2 separate regions of the Mus musculus genome follow, and region 2 is linked to region 1. Evidence: chromatin loops called from intact Hi-C (ENCODE). Cell type or tissue: heart. All regions are shown on one strand.

What was found. Hi-C counts contacts between places; a loop is a spot of excess contacts. Peaks named below come from ENCODE experiments on the same cell type or tissue, not always from the same donor. Only the 100,000 strongest peaks of a DNase experiment are listed, where the experiment ranks them.
Region 2: it touches region 1 in a loop (4-fold over the local background); 5 of 42 quality-filtered maps call a loop at or near these places.

What each region holds. Positions count from the first base shown.
Region 1 is chr17:56,006,035-56,014,034 of GRCm38, reverse strand. Stap2 (signal transducing adaptor family member 2) reads left to right here and starts at 5,899. Exons shown (of 14, transcript NM_145934.3): 1 at 5,899-6,618. Mpnd (MPN domain containing) reads right to left here and starts at 4,834. Exons shown (of 13, transcript NM_026530.5): 1 at 4,779-4,834; 2 at 4,449-4,705; 3 at 3,522-3,758; 4 at 2,924-3,047; 5 at 2,336-2,417; 6 at 2,073-2,169; 7 at 1,692-1,764; 8 at 1,543-1,619. The coding sequence starts at 4,785. In heart, CTCF peaks have their summits at 3,146 (motif pointing right), 4,362, 4,564 and 5,777; DNase peaks (open chromatin) are centred at 3,194, 3,904, 4,844 and 5,554; H3K4me3 peaks cover 3,577 bases; H3K27ac peaks cover 3,098 bases.
Region 2 is chr17:55,698,636-55,706,635 of GRCm38, reverse strand. Pot1b (protection of telomeres 1B) reads left to right here. Exons shown (of 17, transcript NM_028370.2): 3 at 484-530; 4 at 6,530-6,644. The coding sequence starts at 522. It also overlaps the pseudogene Gm18648. Among named protein-coding and RNA genes, the nearest start is that of Pot1b, 10 kb to the left of the region's middle. In heart, a CTCF peak has its summit at 4,003 (motif pointing left); no DNase peak of the experiment used is centred here.

The sequences.
Region 1 (8,000 bases):
GTTCCAGGACAGCCAGGGCTACACAGAGAAACCCTGTCTCAAAACACAAAAGCAAGAAGCTGGAGAGATGGCTCAATGGTTAAGAGCACTGACTGCTCTCTCAGAGGTCCTGAGTTCAATTCCCAGCAACTACAGGGTGGCTCACAACCATCTGTAATGGGGGTCCAATGCCCTCTTCTGACAGTGACAGTGTTTTCACATACCTAAAATAAGTAAATCTTTAAAAAAAGAAAAAAAAAGGGGGGGGGGAGCATCTGGCAGCTGCAAAGATGGTCCAGTGGTTAAGAGGACCTGAGTTCAGTTCTCAGCACCCACATGAAGTTTCAACTATCATCAGTAACTCCATGTCTAGGGGATCTGACACCCTCATCTGGCATCCCTGAACCATAGGCATGGACAGTGCAACCATACAAGCATAACACTCTTGCACAATATAAAACAAGCAAATATTGGTGGTGCATGCCTTTAACCACAGCCCTCAAGAGATGGAGGCAGGTAGATCTCAGAGTTTGAGGCTACGCTGGTCTACAGAGTGAGTTTCAGAATGGCCTGGGCTATACACAGAGACCCTGCCTTGAAAACCCCCAAAAAGCACTTGTTGGGTTCAGTTCTCAGCACCCACATGGTGGCTCACAACCATCTATAACGCCTGTTCCAGGGGATCCAGTGCCCTCTAATACCTCCACAGGCCCCAAGCACACACATAATGCACAGACATTCAGGCAAAACACCATACAGAAGATATGAAGACCCTTTTAAGATTGCATATAGGGGGCTAGAGAGATGGCTCAACAGTTAAGAGCACTGACTGCTCTTCCAGAGGTTCTGAGTTCAATTCCCAACAACCACATGGTGGCTAACAACCATCTGTAATGGGATCTGATGGTTTCTTCTGGTGTGTATGAAGACAAGGACAGTGTTTTCATATATATAAAATCTTTTTTTTTTTTTAAATCCATTAGATTAGCCAGGCAGTGGTGGTGCATACCTTTAATCCCAGCACTTGGGAGGCAGAGGCAGGTGGATTTATGAGTTCAAGGCCAGCCTGGTCTACAGAGTGAGTTCCCAGACAGCCAGGGCTACAGAGAAACCCTGTCTCAAAAAAAAAAAAAAAAAAAAAAAAAAACGGAAAAAAAAAAAAAAAAAAGGCCATTAGATTAAAAAGAAAGTTACATGTAGGATTGTACAAGTGATGGTGCATGCATGCCTTTAATCTCAGCACTCAGGAGACAGGAGGCACATGGATCTATGAGTTTGTAGCCAGCCTGGCCAGACCCACAGTCTACAGAATGAGTTCCAGGACAGCCAGCGCTACACAGAGAAACCCTATGGCATCTAAAAATTAAACTAACAAAACGAAATTACATCTCGGCACAGGAGTAGGCCTATCCTCCCAGTATTCAAAAGAGTGGCAGAAGGAGGCCATAATCTAGGCTATAAAGCTCAGAGCCAGCATTTCTACCCCAGACATGGGCACCGACACTCATTTCAACATTTGCAGAACATGGCCACTGTCCTGCCCCCCAACCCCCAAGCCCTCACCTCCTCCTCAACCGTGGCTGCAGTATCAGTGTCCCCCAGCCGACTCCTGCAGGGGAAGGCTCTCAGCACGGTCAGCACTGTGGGGTACCAACAAGAAGCCATCAGTCCTGCCCCAGTTACACCCTTGTCCACCCAGGCCCAGTACCCACTCTGATTGTTGATGTCCCAGCGACCACCAAGGTAGCCCACGACCTCACTCCGAGTCAGGTGACAGTGGAAGTCCTGGGGACAAAATAGGGAAGGCTGGCTGAGATTGCACTTCCTATCTCAATGCAGGAGTTAGCCTATGTGCATTTATCAAGCACCTACCATTTAACCTAAGGATGTAATTCACTGGTGAGCATGTAGGCACCTAGCATGTGCAAAGGCAGTGGGGTCCATTCCTAAATGAGCACGTATTATTTACTAATAGTAAGCCCTTACTGAGTGCTTTCTGTATATCTCTTCAGTGTCCCTCACCCAGGAAGGTCAGTGAGTTCCTTGTTCCTAGACATGGAAGGTGACCAGGCAAATTGACTTTAGCCACTTACCAAGAGGAACAGCACATTACTGGAAACGGCCACGTTGAATGGCTGGAACTTGTTGATGGCAGCAAAGGATGTTACTTCTACCAGAGTGTGGGGGTTCCTGGAGTAGTCAGGAGGGTCCCAGGGCTTTAGGAACTCAGGCTCTTTCCCACCTCCACCCGTCCTGAGTACTCTCAGCAGCCAAGGACTCCAGGCCCTGCCTTTGCTGGATCAAACCAACCAAGGATTCCAGGGAAGCCAGGACCAGGGCAGATGATGTAACTGACCTGGCGGAGTCTCGGCTGCCCAGCATGCAGTAACGGATGGGCACTGGCACCTTGTCCATACGCTTCCCTGGGGGTGTGGCCTCTGGAGAAAGGGATGGGGGGAGAGGAGAGGGGGAGGGAGAGAGAAGTCACTGTAAGCCCTCTGCTCTCTTCTCTTCGCATAGAAGCAAGGATGCCCAAGGGAGCCAGAGGAAGCAGGGCCAGCGAGATGGCTCAGCAGATCTTGCAACCAAGTGTGATGACCTGAGTTTGATTCCTAGACCCCACATGGTGGAAGAAGGGACCCAACTTCTGATCTACATGCCCCATCACAATAAATAGATAATACATGCCCTTAACCCTAGCACTCAGAGGATGCATCTCTGTGAGTTCTGAGCCAGTCAGGGCTACAATGAGAACCTGTCTCAGAGAGAGAGAGACAGAGACAGAGACAGACAGAAAGAGAGAGAGAGAGAGAGAGAGAGAGAGAGAGAGAGAATGAGAGAGAGAGAGAGAATATGAATATGAATCAGGATTCAGGATTCCCCAGGCCTAAGAAACATCAAAGCCATCTTCCCACATCATAGTGCCTCTGCCCTGGCCCCTCACCTGGCTCCAAGGAACCCTTCCCAGGGGGTCTGTGGCCTTTGTCCTCTGATGAGACCCCAGCCAGCACATCTTCTTCCTCCTCCTCCAACAGCAGTTCTTCCTCCTCCCCTTCACTGGTGGGACTCTGGTGGGAATGGAGTGTAGCAACAACATCAGCTGGGAGCTTCACTCAGTACAAACTGGAGCCCAGGCTTGAGCCCGAGGTGCCATTGCCTGGACCAACCGCCAGAGGGCGACGGTGAGCAGAGGTGTCCGAGGTGCGGATTCTCCCCACGCTTGGGATTCAGCCTGTCTTCTCCTGGCTGTACTACTTCGGGTGAGACTGACTGTCTCGGAGCCCTGTCTCTCCCCTGACAGTCTCCCTGCAGCAGTTCCCTCTGCCAATAGTATTCATGACCCCCACCTCCTTCAGGATCAAAGCCCAAGTCCTCCGGGCAGCCCAGGAGGCCCTCCTGGCCTTGCTTGCCCCTCCCTGCCTTCCTCCTTCCCGTGCTTCAGAATTCAGGCCGTCTTGCTGAATCACATCAGACTCTATCTTGCCCCACGGCCTTTGCAACCTCATCCCCACAGCGCAAGGTGGAAGGCACGTACTTCCTACCTCATCGGCCGTAGCTACAGGCATATGTAGCTGGTGCCGGCGAAGCCAGGCGGCCTTGTATTTGTCCAGCTTCTGGCCCTTGTACTTGACAGAGGCCCAGCCACAGCCAGATTTCTTGGCTGGGTTGACGAGCTTCTTGCAGTGTGTGGCCCAGGCGCTGGGTGAGTTGAAGACTTGTCCAGTTTCCTGCCACACGATCCTGCCATCCAGCTGCAGGTCCCCAGTAAACTTCCTGCCCTGCAGCGACAGAGGGGGCTGAAACACTTCAGTCCTAGTGATTCCTAACTCCTTTCTCCCTGAGGCTTGGCGTCCTTGTTCTTCTAAGGCTCCCAAGAGGTACTGTCACAGGAACTCCATCTTTCACACCAGTACTCCTGGCACTCCACACCCAGATGCACAACTTTAAAATTAAGTAATGGCAGCCAGAGCAGGCATAACGGCCCAGGCCTGTCAGCCCAACTACTGGGGAAGCTGAGGCAGGAAGCACACAACTTCAGAACCTGCTTGGAATACTTAATAAGACTGTTCTCAGAGGTAGAACTCCTGCCTAAAATTCCCAAGTGAGGGGTTGGTTGGGTGCAAGGTCAGGAATTGACCCCCTGCTTAGAATCCCGCAGTGAGGGGGCTGGGGGCATAGTCAGGGGTAAAGCTCCCTTCCATTCTTGGTATCACAAAGAGTTTTTTGGGCGATCATTTTAAATAACAGTACACAGTTTTGAAGCCATCATCTTCATAGAGAGCCTGGGAAGGAAGGCCTCATTTTACAGATGGGGAAGCCGCAATCACACAGATTGGTTGCCCGCGGACACACCCAGATGGCAGTGGTTATAGCTATGTGGCATTGTGATTAACACGGTTCCTCTGGGCTTCAGTTTCTCTTTATACGCTAGCAGTGGAGGACATGAACGGTCTCCGGGGGTCGCTCACCAGGTAGTAGATGGATAGCACCCCCTCACCGGGCTCCAGCAGCTCGTCTTTGAGCAGCACCCGAAGCGTGACCGCGCGCCTCGTGAGCGCGCCCCCTAGGGCCATCCCAGGCCCTGCCGTGCCGCCTCCGCTGCCACCGAGGCTGCCGCTGCGCCCTCCGCTACCCGTCCCGCGCTCGGGGTCCTCGGCCTCCGCGTCGTCCTCATCCTCCTCCGGCGCCTCCTCGGCCGTGGCCCCGGGAGACAGAGACTCGGGAGCTGCAGCGAAATAGCAACTGGCTGCAGAGGTCGCGTCCCGCTGCCCCGTCCCCGCCTGCGCGGACCATCCTACCTGCCATGGACGCTGTGTCCCGGCACAGCCTCCTCCGAGTGAACGGGCTCCTCCCCGCGCGGGGACACAGCAGTCTATTGGTTACTGAAAATGGGTGGGGAGGTTTGGCCCGCCGGGGGCGGAGGGGATACGGAGCGGTTGGGTTGTGCTTGCACTGGAGTTGGAGCGATCCGGTGCAATTTGGCGAAACTAAAGCTGGAGGTTGGGGGAGACCTGGAGAAGGAAACAGGCCCAGGACCTTCTCATTCAGGGACTAGAGATACCATACTCGAGGCCACCAGCTACTAGGTTGCAACTTTGATCCCTGAGCAGGAGTGGCTCAGCTTTCAGGAAAGAGATGGAAACCTTAGGTCTTGGGCCTGCCCACGCGCAGTTAAAGAAATGAGGGAAGACCTTGGGACACAAGGGAAACTGAAGCAGATGGTGAACTAGAGGGAAAAACAGACTCAGGACGCCGCCCCCCATCCCCTGCTCTCAGGGGGACTATACTCCCTTAGTGGGGCTGCATCCTGGAGCTCATGATTCCCTCAGCCTACAGCAGCGATGAAGGAAGCTGCTAGTGAGGCTAGTGCGCTAGCTAAAGGCAGAGCCCTTGATGGTTGGGAGCAGGGAAGAAACAGGTTTGTAAGAAATGTAGAGCCGCTTTAGGAAAGCAGCTGCGCGTTATAGCTGGATCGAAAGGTCTGAGCCTGGCCAGCTTTAGCCTTTCTAGGGTTAACTCAGCCCAATGGCAGTTCTCATCAGCCAATCACCAGGTGCCTCCAGCATCCAATCAGCGACAAGGGATGGTTCCCACTCAGCCAATCGGCGTTCACGTGTAATCAGCGAGCGGGAAGGGGCGGTGTTACTAGGCGCCCAAGGCCCTGGGCCTTTGTTCTCATCCTGATTTGTCCTTCATCACAGATTACCCCAACCCAGGGAGGTCTGAAAATCCGGGTGGCCTCAAACTGGGGAAAGAGGCAGGATGCTCTGGAAAGGTCTGAGTAATGAGAATCATTCTTTTTTTTTTTTAAGATTTGTTTATTTATTTATTATATGTAAGTACACTGTAGCTGTCCTCAGACACTCCAGAAGAGGGAGTCAGATCTCGTTATGGATGGTTGTGAGCCACCATGTGGTTGCTGGGATTTGAACTCCTGACCTTCGGAAGAACAGTCGGGTGCTCTTACCCACTGAGCCATCTCACCAGTCCGAGAACCACTCTTCCCTTAGCCCAGGCCACCAGACTTTGGGCTCCATAGTTTACCGCTTCCAAGTCCCGGCACAATATGCAGGTCTAACCATCTTGTAAACAGGCAAAGCCTTGAGAGAGGCTCCAAGTTCTGCTCACTGGACGTTTTCATCCTGTTTATCTTCCACCTCGATCCAAAAGGGACTTTTCTATGATGTAACTACTGCCACATCCTATCCTTGCGCTACAACAGTCCTTGGCTCCCGGCTAATTTTTCTTTTCCTTCCTTCCACTTGCAGTGATCCTCCTGCTCAGCCCCCTCCTGCTTACGTCATAGGCTTGCATCCCCACACCTAGCTCCCCTGTGGCCTTTGACACTTTGAAGCAACTACTGTGGCTTGACAATGTACAGAAACCTAAAGATAACATTGGTTGAAGATAAAGGAAGGTTGTGCCACTCACAGCCACTATCTGGGTCCCCATCTCCACCCTTTTACCTGTGTAAAGTCCAGGTGCCCTAGCTGGGAACTGAAGAAAATGAGTTCACAATCTGTTCTGCCTTTGCCTTTTGAAAATAGCATCTCGCAGGGCAGTGGTGGCCTGTGATCCTAGCACTTGGGAGGCAGAAGCCGGTGGATTTCTAAATTCAACGCCAGCCTGGTCTACAGAGTGAGTTCCAGGACAGCCAGGGCAATTCAGAGAAATCCTGTCTTGAACCTCCGCCACCCCCCACCCCCCCATCCCCAAAATAGCATCTCAGGCAGACCGCACTAGACTCAAGTTACTATGTAACTACGGCTGCTCCGGTCTCTTCCTCCCAAGTTCTGGGAAAACCCAAATGTACTACCACGCCTGGCCAAATTTACAATTACACACTGATCAATTGTACTGGAATTGACCTTAGAGCCTTGTCCTAGCCAGGAGCCAGGTACACTACCACCACAAGCCAGGCGCCCAGGCCCTCTCAAGACCGTTCTTAGTGGGGGGCCTGGGGGCGTGGTCAGGGCAGAACCTCAGCGCAGAATCACACTGGGAAGGGCTGTGTGTAACCGATAGAGCACTTACTCAGGTTGTGCAAAGGGCTTGAGTTGCTTCTACAGCGACAAGGGGAAAAAAAAAAAAAAAGTAGAAAGCTAAAGAAATAAACTGACTTGGTTTGCGGTTTGTTATAAAATTTCAAAGTACCAAAAGCAGTGAACGTCAGGCCTGCTGTCCCGCACCTGTCTGTCATTTCAGCACTTGAGAGGCTGAGGCAGTTAAAAATCAGCTTGGGGGGCTGGTGAGATGGCTCAGCGGTTAAGAGCACTGACTGTTCTTCCAGAGGTCCCGAGTTCAAATCCCAGCAACCACATGGTGGCTCACAACCATCTGTAATGAGATCTGAAGACAACTACAGTGTACTTACATATAATAGATAGATAAAATCTTTTTTAAAAAATCACTTGGGCTATGTATCGAGAGTCAAAAAACAAAAATCAAAACCACCACCACAGGGCTGGAGAGATGGCTCAATGGTTAAGAGCACTGGTTGCTCTTCCAAAGATCCCAAGTTCAATTCCCAGCAACCACATGGTGGCTCACAAGCATCTGTAATGGGATCCGACGCCCTCTTCTGGTGTGTCTGAGACAGTGAGTGTACACACACACACACACACACACACATAAATAAATAAATATTTTTTAAAAAACCCACTACCAAAACAAAAACCTAGACATGGTGGTGCACACCAGACATAGCAACACTCAGGAGACAGGAGGTTCAGATGTTCATTCTAAGCTACTTAACTGGAGGCCAGCAGGGCTACAGGAGACCATGTCTCAATGAAGCAAAAGAAAGAAAACTAAAATTAAATAACGGAAGTACTTAGATGTGAGTGTGATAAGGGCACTCTGGATACACAGGCTGGGAATGATATCAGTGTAGGGGTTGGTGATGTGTCCTAGTGGGAAAGGGCTCTTGGCACCAAACCTGATAACCTGAATTTAATCCCTGGGACCTACAAACTGTCCTCTGACCTCCACACCCATACACTCAGTAAATGTAACCAAAA
Region 2 (8,000 bases), 310 kb after region 1:
CTTCCCCCTTTTCTACTTTGTTCCCTACCAAACCTGTAAATGCCTCTTTGGTAAAGGCTTTGATATGATTTAGTTGAGCCTCCAGATCAATTTGATGGTTTTAGTATCACCAAAGGCCTTATATGGCCTGCAGTGGCCTTTTTTTGATATTAAAACATAGTAAATAAGATTGAAGATGATCAAATTTATAGATGAAATGACTGCTACTTGGGGAAAGTCTGGGATGGTTCTGTGCAAGTGAAAAAAACAAGTATCAACGCCAATTTTCTACCTATATGAACTTTTTAAGTTATGCGCATGTGTGTGTTTGAGTTGGGGTGGGGCCTGTGCAGCTGAGTTGAGATGCCAGTGGAAGCAGGCGGAGGGTGCAGTTGTAAGAGCCACCATGGGGAACTTGAGTGCTAGTAAGTTTACAGTTAACTGTAATTCAAAATATTTGGAGGTAACATGCATACAAATAAACCTTGTCTGTTTTGTTTTCAGGGTTGGGGTAAATCTGTAAAGGGATTTTCCACAGAGCAATGTCTTCGGTAAGGTGATATTTAATTTCATTTAGTATATACAGTGACATGAATCCATACACTTACCCATCTGCTTCATAACTTGATCTACTTTATAGTTTGATGTCCAACTAGCCTACTTTTTATTTGAATTTTTCTCTAGTGACAATAAAATAGAAAACTGATACCTGTACTTTTTTTTATAAGATGATGTTATATTATAGTCATATATTTACCTAATATTTGATTGTTTTGTTATCTTCATTATGTATAATATCTCCTCATAAGCTCTACAGACATAAGAAGAAAAAAAAGCTTTGTGAAGACATTTCAGTTTTTATTATTTTAAGCCACAGGCAAATTAATTTCTTCTGTTTTTTGCCAGCTTGTATTACAATCAGTTTTTATGCACCGTGATTTAACAGATTATATCCATAAAACCCTTTATATTTGTGATACTTTCTTTTAGAACCAATTTTTGCTTTTTATAAAAGTTTGGTGTCACATTATGAACTAACCAGTACCCCGGAGCTCTTGACTCTAGCTGCATATGTATCAAAAGATGGCCTAGTCGGCCATCACTGGAAAGAGAGGCCCATTGGACACGCAAACTTTATATGCCCCAGTACAGGGGAACGCCAGGGCCAAAAAGTGGGAGTGGGTGGGTAGGGGATTGGGGGGGGTGGGTATGGGGAATTTTGGGATAGCATTGGAAATGTAAATGAGCTAAATACCTAATAAAAAATGGAAAAAAAAAGAAATGTATTTCACTTGACAGCTCACAAATATATGGATCTGTTTTTTAATCTGCTCTTTGCTAACATGTATGTTAACAATTGGTGGAAAGCCGATTGCAGTTTCAGACCTCATAGCTCTGTTCCAAATGGTTTGTCTGAGGAACTGAGAGATCAGGAGCAGAGATGAGCTGTTAGCTAAAAAAAAAAAAAAAAAAAAAAAAAAAAAGTTTGGTGTCTAATGCAGCAGACAGAAAGCTCCTGTACTCACAGCTGAGTAAACCTGCAAAGAAAGCAATGTGTTGATAATGTAATGGTACTCATGTTTATTGCTTATTTATTTGCATTTCCGTGTATGTGTGTACGCCTGCTTCAGTTTTTGGGCACCACTTTTGTGCAGGTGCTCACAGAGGCCAGAGGCATTGGATCTCATGGAACTAAGGTTATAAATGTTTTGTGAGCCACTCAGTATGGGTGCTAGAAACCAAGCCATGGTCCTCTGCAAGTAAGTGGCCTTTAACCACTGTGTGTAGCTGGGAAGTACATGCAGATGCCAACAACAGATGTTCCGGTGTCTTTCTGTCTCTCTCTCCACCATATATTCTGAGGCATGCTGTCTCATCAAACTCAGAGCTCGCTAATTCTTGTTCTGCTGGTCAGCTTGCTCCCAAGATCCTCTGACTCTGTCTCCAGAGCATTGTAAGTGCAGGGTAGCTGCACACCTACCTAGCATTGACCACGGTACTCGAGCCTCACACAGTCATGGCCAGTGCTTCCTGCTGACCATCTCTCCAGCCCTGTAGCCCCGATTTTCACATTTTAGGCAGATATTGTCTTGCTTTTTATCCACTGCTGTAAATTATATTTCACTGAATATAAGATTTACTGATGGGGTTTTTGTTTGTTTGTGAGGTCTGGTTGTGGTTGTTGTATTGTTCAGTTGGTTCTGGGCATTAAACCTAGGCTCTTGCAAATGACAGTCAATGCTGTCTCTGGGCTACTTCTTTAGTCCCTAGTCCTTGGATACACATGTCCTCACTCTATAACAAGCTTTGTCTTAAGCCTGCAAGACATAATAAAAGCCTTTCATGTCTTTGCAAAATATAGATAGGGGATGCATATACTGAGTGTTTTTTGAAGATGTTATCAGATTATCTTTAGTGTATTATCATAGTTTATAATAGAAAGCCTCCAGCTGCCACATGAATATGTTTTAGTGTATTTAAAAGTGATTTCCTAGATCTCTGTGATCTAATGCTGCAGAGGTTGATCATTTGTGACAGTTATTAAAAAACAAACAAAGTCACCCAAACCAAAAAACTCTTAGCTTAACTGTGCTGGCACATGCTGTGGTCCTAGCATGCCATTACTCAAGAGAATTAGGCAGTAGGATCACATACTGGGTCTCTCAAGGAGACTGTGCCTCAAACCAGAAAACAAAATCTTACTTGGTAGCAACACTGGTCACATTTAAGATCTGTTTGCAAGGTTATTCTGGGCAGGAATATTCTTGTTCTTATACTATTAACCATAAAACAATGAAATGCCCCAGTTAGCACCATCACAAAAGGGAGTATGAGCTCATGTTATCAGCCTAGAACATGGGAAGCTGCTATAAAAAGTGTATGTTTTTGTTACAGATATGAGACATAGCTTTTTGCATCACCTCAACAGATCGCTTGCAGATCCCTGATGTAAAGTTATGTCCAAGTGCTTTTAAGTACAGTTTGCTCTGTGGATTTTGTTTTGTTCCATGCTACCACCTACCAGTGATACACATTCGCTAATCATTCCCCTTACCTAGCCCTGTTAATTCTTCCCTCTATATGTTTGTCTCTTAAGTTCAAAATGGTTTCAGTGCCTCCTACCTTCTATAGACTACTCTTAGGGACCCCACGTTGTACTGTCATCAAGGAAGACAGATTGACTACTTGTTTACTTGGAATTATTGAGTGAATTTATGTGTAATAGTTACAGATAATTTTTATTGAAGGGTACATTAACCTAACTTGTAAGAGAATTGAGTATATATAAAAATCAATGTATTATTTTATATTGAAAATAGTAACTTACCTATTAAATGGGTAGTGACTAATTTTTGTGGAATGACAAATTAATAATTTAAAAGTGTTTTTGTTGTTTGTGCATTTGAGTAAATAGTGGTTCATATCCCTAAGCTCTGCTAGCTCTCCCACTCATCACAGTGTCAGGGACATGCTTGTTAACGTTAGAATACTGGATGCATTCTCAGAGCTTCGGCCAGGGCTTTTCTTTCTGTTTCTTTTCCTGAGCTCCATGGTAATTGATGGGCTCCAGGTCCTTGAGAGCACAGAGCTGTGGTCGCCCCCTGGGCTTCCAGAGATGCCCTCACTCATCTCCGTCAGGAAGACTCTTAGAGCTGTAACGTTGATGACACACAGAGTTGAAAGGATTGTCTTCCAGCTTGCCAGCTTCTAAATTTTAATGGATTTTTTTATACTTTCTTGTTAAAGAAGTATAATTAGTATTTAAGCTGTTATAGGCTGATGCATTGATTTCAATAGATGAACTAGTTGTTATCAATAGTATAATCTTCTGAAGCTGTACATTGTTTTTTTTTTATATTTTAAACCACGTATTTTATTGAAAATACTTAATTTGACTAATTTAAAAAATATGAATAAAATGCCAAACTTTTTCACATAAATTATCATTTTGGTTTTGCCTACTCTAACACCCTTTTTCTTTATGACTAATTTTGAGAGTAAGGGCTGTGCTGCCCCCTGGTGGTCAGTCACTTAGAACACAGCTAAGTCTGTGAATCTGCCCATGTGTATGTAATTCCTGAGTGAATGACTTGAGTGAATGATTTTGGTCTTCAGGAAACACATTCCCCCACTGACATTTAGCCAAGCTCAACAAAATGGCTCTTCCTAAGTTTTCCTTTTCTTTTCTGTGTGTTTGTTTGTTTCTGGTTTTCATTTTTAGACATGGTCTTATGTAGCCCAGGCTAGCCTGGAACTCACCATATAGCCAAGGGTGGATGGGAACTTCAGGTTCTCCTACATGTACCTTTCTCCAGTGCTGACTATAGGTGAGCCACCAAACCTGGCTTTAGGGGGTGCTAGTGAGAGAACCAGGGCTTTCTGTATGCTTGACAGCACTTCACCAGATAAGCTACATCACCGACTTTAAAGACAAAAGCCTGTCAATATATAAAAGGATGGTGAGACATCAGTCTGCCACGGCAGCTTTGCCAGTGCCAGGTTTGCCACTGATTTTCTTCTTTTCCTCTCTGGTTTTGTTTTTGGTTTTTTTGGAGACAGGGTCTCATTAAGTAGCCTTGGATGGCCTAGAAGTCACTATTGTAGACCAGGGTGGCCATGGCCATGAGTCACAGAGATCCACCTGCCTGTACCATGAATTTGCAGCAATCCTCCTGCTTCAGATTCCCAAGTGCTGGGATTATAGGTGTGAGCTATCATGCCCTTAACACCATCTTTATTAAAATTGATGCCACTACTCTGGAAAACTCCATGTCCGCTTTTTGGGAACAGGAGACCTTGCCTCAGGTTTCCAGAAGCCAACCCTGAAAGGAGACAGTGGCACAGCCTAAGCTCATTCTCCAGACCAAACACTGTAGACTTGAGGTTCTTCAGTTCTCCCCGTGTCTTAGGAGCTCTCCTGTTGCTGTCACGGACTTCACACAGCATGGCCAGGTCCTGATTTCCATGGGTGCTGTTCATAGTTGCCTTATAGAGCATTTGCTCCAGGTCTCTCAGCTTCTGTCGGAGAACCTTAATGTCTGGCTTGAAGCCTTCTACTTCCAGGATTGTTCAATGCTCCACAGCATTATAGGTCTTTGTCATTATCTGTAAGCGCTTACCCATCTTGTGATCCTTGAAGATCTCTCTCCTTCCTCCTCCTTCCTCCCGAATTCGAACAAGTTCTTCTTCTAGAGAAATGTACTGTTCTTGGTACGTGTTGGATAGCTTTTTCTCTTGTATTAGCTTATCCTTAGGAGAATTAGTATATTCATTTTGAGCATGATGACTCTCGTGTAAAATGGGAACTACTTTTCCAAGTTTGTTTTCTTTCTTCTTACAGTGTGCTCTATACTGCATAATCTTTGACATCAGGTGATCTTTCTCAAGCATCCATACCTTCTCTTTATTTTGGTTTTCAAATTTTAGTTGTAGAAAGTCCTTGGTGTTCTCGTAGAGCAGTTCTTGGGTATTATGGAGAGACTTGGTCAGCTCCTTAATTTTCTCTTGGTTTCTCTGGTGCTGAACTTGGATATCCTCGACTCTGATCCATGAGCCCTTCCCTTCAACTTGCTCTCTAGAAAGCTTCATCTGCTCTCCCAGCTGCACCTGAAATGCTTCCACCTGCAGGAGGAGTGTCTCTGTGTCCCTCTGGTTGCGCTCAGAAATGTCCTCTTTGTCCTTTATTCTTACTTGTCTTCTGCTTACTCCAGGGTCTGCTTTAGAAGCAGAAGGCTCACACACATCTGCAGCCCGGAGAGTCTTCAGGAGAATGCTGACTTTGTGGGGAGGCTCCTTATGAAAATAGGTCACCTGACCAGCTCCTGGCCCCACAAGAGCTAACAGCTTCTGAATCTTTTTCTTGGCTTCCAGTTCTCTGATTCTTAGTCAGTCTTTTTCTGAGTAGAGTTGTAAAACGTGTTCCCTTTCCTGGAAGAGGCAGACCTGCATATTAGGGCTTTCTGCAATTCCGCAATCTCTTCCTCCCTCTGCTGCAAGTTCCACTCACGTTTATGCTGCTCTTCGCAAGCGTCTCTGTAGAGATTAGCTTCTTCAGCAGGTCTTCATTCTCTGACTCACAATTAGCCATTTTCTTCTGATAGTACTCTAGAAGCTCCTGAGAAGGGCAAAGGACAGCCAGTTGATCCTCGACTGAAGGCAGAGGAGTTGACTCCATTGAGTCTGCCATTTTCTTCCACCTGTTGATATCACCAAAGCCGTTGCCAGCACCATGTTTGGAGGCAATTGATATTAGGTTTAGAGGTTCAGTCCATTATCATCAAGGTAGGAACATGGCAGCATCCAGGCAGGCATGGTGCAGGAGGAGCTGAGAGTTCTACATTTTCGTCTGAAGGCTGCTAGCAGAATGCTGAAGCTGTACATTGTTATCTATTGTCACTACCTCTTCCCCAGGAAGTCATTTTCTTCAGGATAAATCTTCTAAAGTGAAATAATATAAGCTTGGTAATTTACAGGTGTTATCATAATATTGAAAAATGTAAATCACCTGCTAAATTCTGCTAAATTCACCAGCTATTCTTTCTTTCTTTAGGCCCCAGTAGCACCTTCTACATACACACCCCTAAATCTACTTAAGGAAGGCACTGTTGTCAATGTCTGTGGTGTTGTGAAGTTCTTTAAGCCTCCGTACTTAAGCAAAGGAACAGGTAAGTATTGAGATGTCGGGTGTTTTATGGACAAGAGCTCTGTTGGAACTCAGGACCACAACTCCTTTTGTGACCTGGGTCTCAGAACACTTTCAATCCTGATTTTCAGATGCCAAGCAATACCGATGTGTGTTCTTTAGTCATTTTAATTTATGAAGTGAATGTAGTCGTTAGATTTCTGAGTTTTGCTCAACACAATACAAGTAAAATTTTGGAAAGATGTTAAGTTACATGGAAACATAAGTATTAAGTTTGTGTATGAAGGTAAATATGTCACCAAATACTAAACATTCCAGTACTGTAACAGTCGCACATCAGTCATTTTCAAGTCTGGCACAAAAATGAAAAACAGGAAGAAAAAACAAAAACCCAGGTAAGTATAGCATGCATTAATGGATACAATGTGTAGACTGTTTCAAGATGATAAGGTGTGTTGGGAGAGGAAGTGAAAGAGTATTTTTGTGTGATGAAATAATTCACCTGCTGACCATCTCCTCAGCCCCTGCATCATCTCCTTCCAGTCCCTGCCCTGACTTCCATCAGTGAGACTGTAAGCTATGTGGTGAAATAAACTCGTCCTTCCCCAAGTTGCTTTTGACCATGGTGTTTTATCACAGCACTAGATCCCCAACTATAAGACATTCCCTACCCTGATTTCTTCAGTAGGAGGGCATATGTTCCGATGCACTTTTTCTTTGATAAGTATGTTGTAAGTGTCAATATCCCTTTATTCTTCCTTCATACTTGAGAATCTGCACACTATTGCAAAGCATTGAACAAAATAGAAAACAAGGAGAATCAAATGGTTTTGAATTTCTCTGACTGTATTGGTAATATCCCACCACAAATGGGGCTATTAGTCCTTTTCTCGTTCATTATAAAACTACTGGACTGTGTCCTGCTAATTCTCTCATCTTAGGAGTGACAGACAGCATAGGTGCATTGCATCTGGCTGTCAATATTTTCAGAAAGGGGATATTTTAGATCATATCTTCTTTTACTGTGGAAAATACTATTTCTTTAGAACTTCATTGCTTTCTTTTTTTTTAGATGTTTGTTTATTTCCTTTTTTTGCTTTGTTTTCCTTATTCACTGTTATGCATTCATTTAAAAATGTCTACATTAATTTATTTTGTGGGGTATTTGATGAGGATAGACTTCTTTCTACTTTCTTGACTTTAAAGTGATTAAAAAGTTATTACTTCTCTAGAAAATCAGTATAGAATATTTATATTTATTTCCTTTTATATTTTAAGGTTGATTTTTGCAGTGTGATAGTTCTATCTTTTTATTAAAAGACAATAATAGGGAAGAGTAATATTTCTCTGGCATTCTTAAGTAAGCATATTCTATTTT